2 separate regions of the Homo sapiens genome follow, and region 2 is linked to region 1. The links are chromatin contacts, found by Hi-C or POLR2A ChIA-PET in ENCODE. All regions are on one chromosome and are shown on one strand. The core of a region is the stretch at or near the end of the contact, and the rest is flanking DNA. Distances in the headings are between cores, read along the strand shown.

The links. Hi-C counts contacts between places; a loop is a spot of excess contacts on that map. ChIA-PET counts read pairs that join two places held with the same protein, here RNA polymerase II (POLR2A). Pooled maps may share reads with other maps.
Region 2: a map of mammary epithelial cell shows a loop between it and region 1 (2.9-fold over the local background). The contact joins two enhancer-like sites. A Hi-C loop is called at or near these places in 3 of 168 maps with a recorded cell type or tissue (Caco-2, endothelial cell of umbilical vein and mammary epithelial cell), 2 of 37 single-sample maps with no recorded cell type and 3 of 50 pooled maps. POLR2A ChIA-PET finds 5 or more read pairs at or near these places in 1 of 52 experiments (BJ).

What each region holds. Positions count from the first base shown.
Region 1 is chr20:11,203,695-11,206,726 of GRCh38, reverse strand. No RefSeq gene overlaps it. Among named protein-coding and RNA genes, the nearest start is that of LINC02871, 180 kb to the right of the region's middle. Within about 2 kb of position 1,411, at least 8 of the 41 ENCODE cell types and tissues checked have a DNase peak (open chromatin) inside an H3K27ac peak, as active enhancers do; they include mammary epithelial cell, where a contact is called at or near this core.
Region 2 is chr20:11,454,309-11,457,349 of GRCh38, reverse strand. No RefSeq gene overlaps it. Among named protein-coding and RNA genes, the nearest start is that of LINC00687, 410 kb to the left of the region's middle. Within about 2 kb of position 1,774, at least 8 of the 41 ENCODE cell types and tissues checked have a DNase peak (open chromatin) inside an H3K27ac peak, as active enhancers do; they include mammary epithelial cell, where a contact is called at or near this core.

The sequences.
Region 1 (3,032 bases), core at 162-2,661:
CTGGGATTTACTCACTTAAGGGGGAAGAAAAGATTCTAGTTGTAATTAAGTTTTAAGGCAGGTGGAAAATATACCCTTGTTCAACCATCTCAATCCTGGGCACTTCTACCCTGAAGCTGTGATGTACATTGAAATCAAAATATGGTTGATTTTGAAGTAAACATTTTTTTTCCTAGCACACAACAGCAAATCTGACACTTAAATATGTGAAAAACAGAAGCCAGAACAAATTCAAAATAAATATGAGTTACTAACAGTTATAGATTAGGGAGTTCTGTTTCCACAAATCCTTAGCAAGGAGTATGCTCACAAAGCATGTAATTACACTAACAACTAACATGATAGATTTCTTAGACTCAAGATCACACAACAAAGTAATAATAATAACAATACTTATATCTCTGGGGCACTGCTTTTCTACTGTTGGGATCTAAAATTCCTAAGTCAATATCTTATTTATTTGCTGAGAACCAACCCTTTCACTTTTCTAAATTATTCCATATTAGGATTTCATGAACTAGTAGATCAGGTTACTACTCCTTATAGAAAGCTGCTGGAAAGTGCTAACTAAAGTGCTGGAATTTTAATGCCATATTTTAGTGGAGTAAGTGCATGGTAGAGGAAGATTAATTAGGTTTAAGACAGAAGGAGAGTCCAATTTAATTTTGCCCCATTACTCAACTTGCCTGGAAATTATACTTAGTGTGTGGGATTCTTCCCCCGAGGGGAATAGCGCAGAGCCTCCTTCCTACCCTGTCAAGCACAGGAAGCTGTGTAGTCTTTCTGTGCTCATTCTGTTCTATGCCCGCAGAGGTCTGTTTGTGCCAGGACAGCTTTGCAAGGCAGTGGAAATCCTTTTCTGGCACAAGATTTGCAAGATGTGGAATGGGCCTGTATGGTTAAGATACGTTAGCATGAAAATCCAGCTTTGACTGAAAAGTCTCAAAGAGGCTTAGGCTCCAATTCTGTGTCAGGAGGGAGAAGCAGAGAGAAATATATTGTCACATTCCAGTTATTTCCAAGTAGATTCTTGCCTTTGCAATTCCAGTTTAGCCAAAGAACTTCCAGAGCTGAATAAGGAAATGCTCCAGAAGAAACACTATGCCAAAAATGCACCTTCCTTCTTCCCCTCTCAAGTTCCATGTTTATTAGCCCTGGAAAAGCCCTCTTTTTACCTATTGAAATTCTTTAAGCCCCAACTCTAACTCATTAATCCTTCCTTAGTCCTTTTCAATATCTCGCCTTTAAATTCTTAGAGTATACAGCCTGTGCCACAGAACTTGGCAGTGAAACTCCACAGCTTTACACCTTCCAACCTGCAGACTTTGAAAGACAGAAGCAAAACTCTGTGTGAGGTCAGACTCATCAACTGTGCCTACCAACAGAGGGCGTAGCAGTTGGGAAAGTGATCTTACGAACCAACTTCCTAGTATTTGCTGGAGGATATTCTAGGGTTTGTCACTGTTCTTAGCCTGTCTCTCATAGTAGAGCACAAGCTTTTGAGACCTGGAAGTAATCTTTGTTAATAACTCGATTGTGTTATGATCTACAGTTTCACTTCTGGTCTCCTTTCCCTTCCAATGCTTTTAAGTCCTCTGTGCTAACTCTAATGCCAGGTGTCACCCATAGGCACAGTTCCTGAGCTAGTCTGAAGAACCCTGGAAACACTATGGTTCCTTGACAATAAGATGCCTTAAACTTTAAGATAAACTATCAACCTAGTAATAATGAAAAATAGCATTGCATTAAGTGTGCTTATTGATTATAAAATGAACTTCAATTTTTAAAATATTCTGTTGTGTGTGTGAGAGTTTTTTTTTTTTTAATGGTCACCATAGAACTGATAAATAAGGCCTATCAGGAACATCACCACCAAATCCAGTGAAACTTGGAACTGAGTTGCTTTGATCACAGATGGACTTGTGGTCGTGAGTCCCCAGGGTGGTAATAATTCTACCTGCTGAAATGTGAGGCCTTGTCTCAAGCATTACAATGGACTATTGGGGTTTTACTATTATTAATACTGCTTCCCTATAAAGCTAGATTTTCTCTTTGAATCCTGACTTGATTTAGTGAAGTTTTGTGCCTTTTCAGCTTGCCATGATCTTGTTCTTTTTTCCCTACTGGTTCTGTATTTTCCTCTTATAGGATTAAGATAATTTATGCAAATGGGCTAGAGTCCCCAAAATATAAAAAGACTTTTACACAATCATCTCTAAAGATTTCATTGTATTTCATAGTATATTTCTATCACTTATTTAATTAATGTCTTTGTTGCTGGACATTTATAGTATATGCCCAAATATAAACAAAATGAAATAAAAATAGATTTCTCATTTTTCAAAAAAGTGGATTAAAAAAAAACGATGTTTTGGCCCACTTGTCTCCATTTTTTTAGCTGTTCATCAATAGTTTCACACTTGATTTGGCCCAGTTTTCTTTTTTGAGTAAGTAACTATGTGGAATGTGTTTGTATGTCAAGGTCGCTGTTGTTATTGTTTGCATTTAGGCATAATTCCTTTGCAAACTTACCGAGAATTGAGACTACGAAGTAAAAGTATATGAATATATTTAAGGCCTTTTACAATTGTTTCTAAAATTTAAACCACTGTAGGTTCCCATTAAGTGTATATAAAAGTAGTAAGATGAGTCACGTTATATTTTTCTAAGATTGTTTTCAAGTTTTTTCTGAAATTTCCATTTTATTTGCAAGAGTGTTCGTAATATCTTAACAATGTCTGCATTATGTGTGTGATGGCCTCCTTGTCTTCCTGATTTTGATTATTTGGGCTTTCTTTTTTTTCCTTTTCTTAAAATTAATTTTCTAGATGTTTTAAAATTTTGTGTTTTCAATGAACCAAATTTTGGCAATGTTTATCTTCTCTGCCCTATTTTTATCATTTGAACTACTTTATTCTACTTTGTGAAAGTTTAGTAACTCCTTGTAATGAATGCAGATATCATTTGAATATTTGTCCTCCCCCACATTTCATGTTGAATTGTAATCCCCAATGTTGGAGGAGGGGCCTGGT
Region 2 (3,041 bases), core at 525-3,024, 250 kb before region 1:
AGCCTCTGAGATGGGCAAGTTATTATGATCCCCATTTTAGAGATGAAGAAACTGAGGCTCCCAGAAGACCAGTGACTTTCTCAAGGTTTCTTAGCTATAACATAGAAGAGCTTGTATGAAAACACATTGTTCTAATTATACTGCCACAATAATTTCACCTTATCAAAGGTATTCAAACAACTCCATCAAATTGTTAGGCAGACATTCTTAACTGAGGAGGAGAAGTGAAGGAAATGCGTATTAGAGTTATCCAAGGGCTTGTTTGAACACAAGTGCTTGTCTTCATCTTCCTTGCCCTGGAAATAAACATATGCCTCAGAATGGAGGTAGGGAAAGAAGTTTGAGAACATTCCCCAGGTAATTCTAATATGTACCTTCTTGTTGAAAAGCACTGCATCAGGTTTTTGTCTTCTTGCTTTGTCCAGTCCTCTTTGGAGTGGTATACTCACTATACTTATTATATAATAAACAATGAATTTTGTCCAAGTCTGCCTTAAAAGTAAAGGAACTAATGATATAAAGGAGAAAATTGAAAGACAATGTCAAACTATTGGGTGACTTATGTGAAAAGACCATGAATAATCATTTACAAGATTGTGCAGTATCCACTTCAGAAGCAACTTAATGAAGAGCTGATGTTTGAATGTATTAATCATTAGTTCACTTTTTACTGTTCTAGATGATGGCAATGTGGATTCTCATGGTCATTTGAAACCCATGGGGGAAAATGGCTCTTCCTGTATTCAGGCCCTTTGTAGTGTGACTTTGTGGCAACTCCCATCAATAGGTAGATTATTGTTTACCCCTCAAATCTGGGTTGGCCACTATGACTTTCTTTGTCTGACAGCATGTAGGAGAAGTATTGTTGTGGCATTTCCGAACCTAGACCTCAAAAAGGCCTTGCCCTTGTCTTTCTTCTCTTAGACCCTGTCCATCAGCCAGGTGAGCAAGCCTGGGCTAGTTAGCTGAAGGATAAGAGACCATGTGGAGGAAGCCAGAGGAGCCATCCATCTGGGGCCACCCAAGGTCAGCCAGCACCTCTAATCACAGAGCCACGAGGGAGTTAGCCCAGATTTAGAAGGTGAGGATATTGACTTCATCTCTTGATGCAAGGAGTTGCAGTTACATTGCAAAGGGATGCAGATACAGGGAAGGTTGGAGAATTGCAGCCACTTTTGCACAATCTACCACAACTACTGCATTGTAGCTGCTATGCACATTAAATAAGTAAAGACATATGAAACATTTATATCAGGTCCTGACAACAAATAAGTGTTCAACAAGTGTGAGCTATTATTACTGTTTCTAAAATGGATCCCTTATCATGGAGAAGGTCAAATTAATGCTGCCGTGCCTCTTACTCTTAGAAACTGACACTGAAAGTTCCCACATAACTGAGGTTCAATCTATGAGCACATCCAGAAACTCAAGTGAGGGAAAATGCAATCAAACCACATATGAAAAATCAATAGATCCCTAAATAATCTTTCCCTCCTGAATGGAAGCAACACATTTGAAAACTCTTCTCCCTCCACCCCTACCAAAAAAAAAAAAAAAAAAAAAAAAAGCAGTGCATGTTGCCTCTTCTATTCAGGCTGTGACCAAAGGTTTCAATGGTAAAGATGACTCATACCTTAAAGAACTAGAAGAATTTTTTTTATGGCTTCTCTATCCATTGTCTTGCTCTCATAAAACTGCTGAATGACACCCAAGTGTAAAACCCACCAAAGAAATAAGCGCTGGATGACATGTGGCAGATTTTCCAACTCTCCAGGAAAAACTTCAGATCAACTTGTTTCTCTGGAAACTACTCACATCCGGGGGCTGTCCCTGTCCCCTGGGACTCATAAACGTTCCTATCTTCAAGGCACAGGTAAGGGCTTCGCATTCTTTGAGAACAGCAGCCTGTTTATTTCCTCTATGACTATAAAGCAACTTTATTGTACTTCAGTATCTAAAGGAAACAGAGCTCTGGGGTAGAAGGTGCCTTCAGGGAGTCACTGGTCCTATTTAGATGTCCTCAGAGAAGTGAGTTTGAAAGATGTTCTGGAACTCTTTGAAATGCTAGTTAATTTAAAGTTAAAAGGAAGCCTCTTCTCTTGTTCATTGTTCGTGGGGGCAAGAAGCATTTGTATAGTTAAAAAGTGCTTAGAAGATTTAGCTGTACATCAATTATTACCAAGCAATGTTTCCCTATGACTCAGCGACATATTACTCCAGGGCAAGAAGCTGTTCAGACGTTGAGAGAAACTCCTTGCTAATCAGTGGGATTCAGTACTTGACAGCTCCAAGGAGTAGTTGAAATCCCTCCCCTCCCCTGTTATACACACTAAGCTATATACAAATTTGGGCAGAGGAGTCTCAATCCAAAGAGAAAAACACTCATGTGATTAGAGAAGCGTGTTTTTCAACTTTGTTTTAAACATAAAACTAAAGTTTCATTTGATCTACTGGTTAAATTCTAGGTCTGTATTTTCTAAAGTCTGGTGTGGGGAGGAAAGCCCCAATAACAAATAATTCTCTGTGCAAATAGGTTAGGGAAATATTGCATACTATGTTTCACACTTGTGCATTCACAGCCCACTGTGGAATATTAAAGATTTGGAGAAGTCAGACAATACAGAAAGATGATTAGCTGTAACCCAATATTTCCAGAAGATACGTAACCAAGGGATCCTCCTTTGTTTTCTCTTTGAATTATATAAAATAAAACATATTGAGAGATCAAGGAGTCTTTGAGAGATCAGTAGACTTTGAGTAAAGCAGATCATTGTAATACACTTAGAAGGATGCTGTTTTAAGTATGTAACACAATTCCACATCTTTGAAAATAGTATGCACAAATGTTAGGTGACTTTTATAGCTTCAGACTTCTAATTATAAATTGTTTTATGTTTTGGGCCTTCTCTCCGAATCTAAAGAAATCTAAACAATGTATTGGAAACTAATCAAGTAAAAAATGCCTGAAACAAATGATCTGTAAGATTAAGGTACATATGCATAGGGAACAGCATTGCTATAACTGAAGATTGGTAAACTGT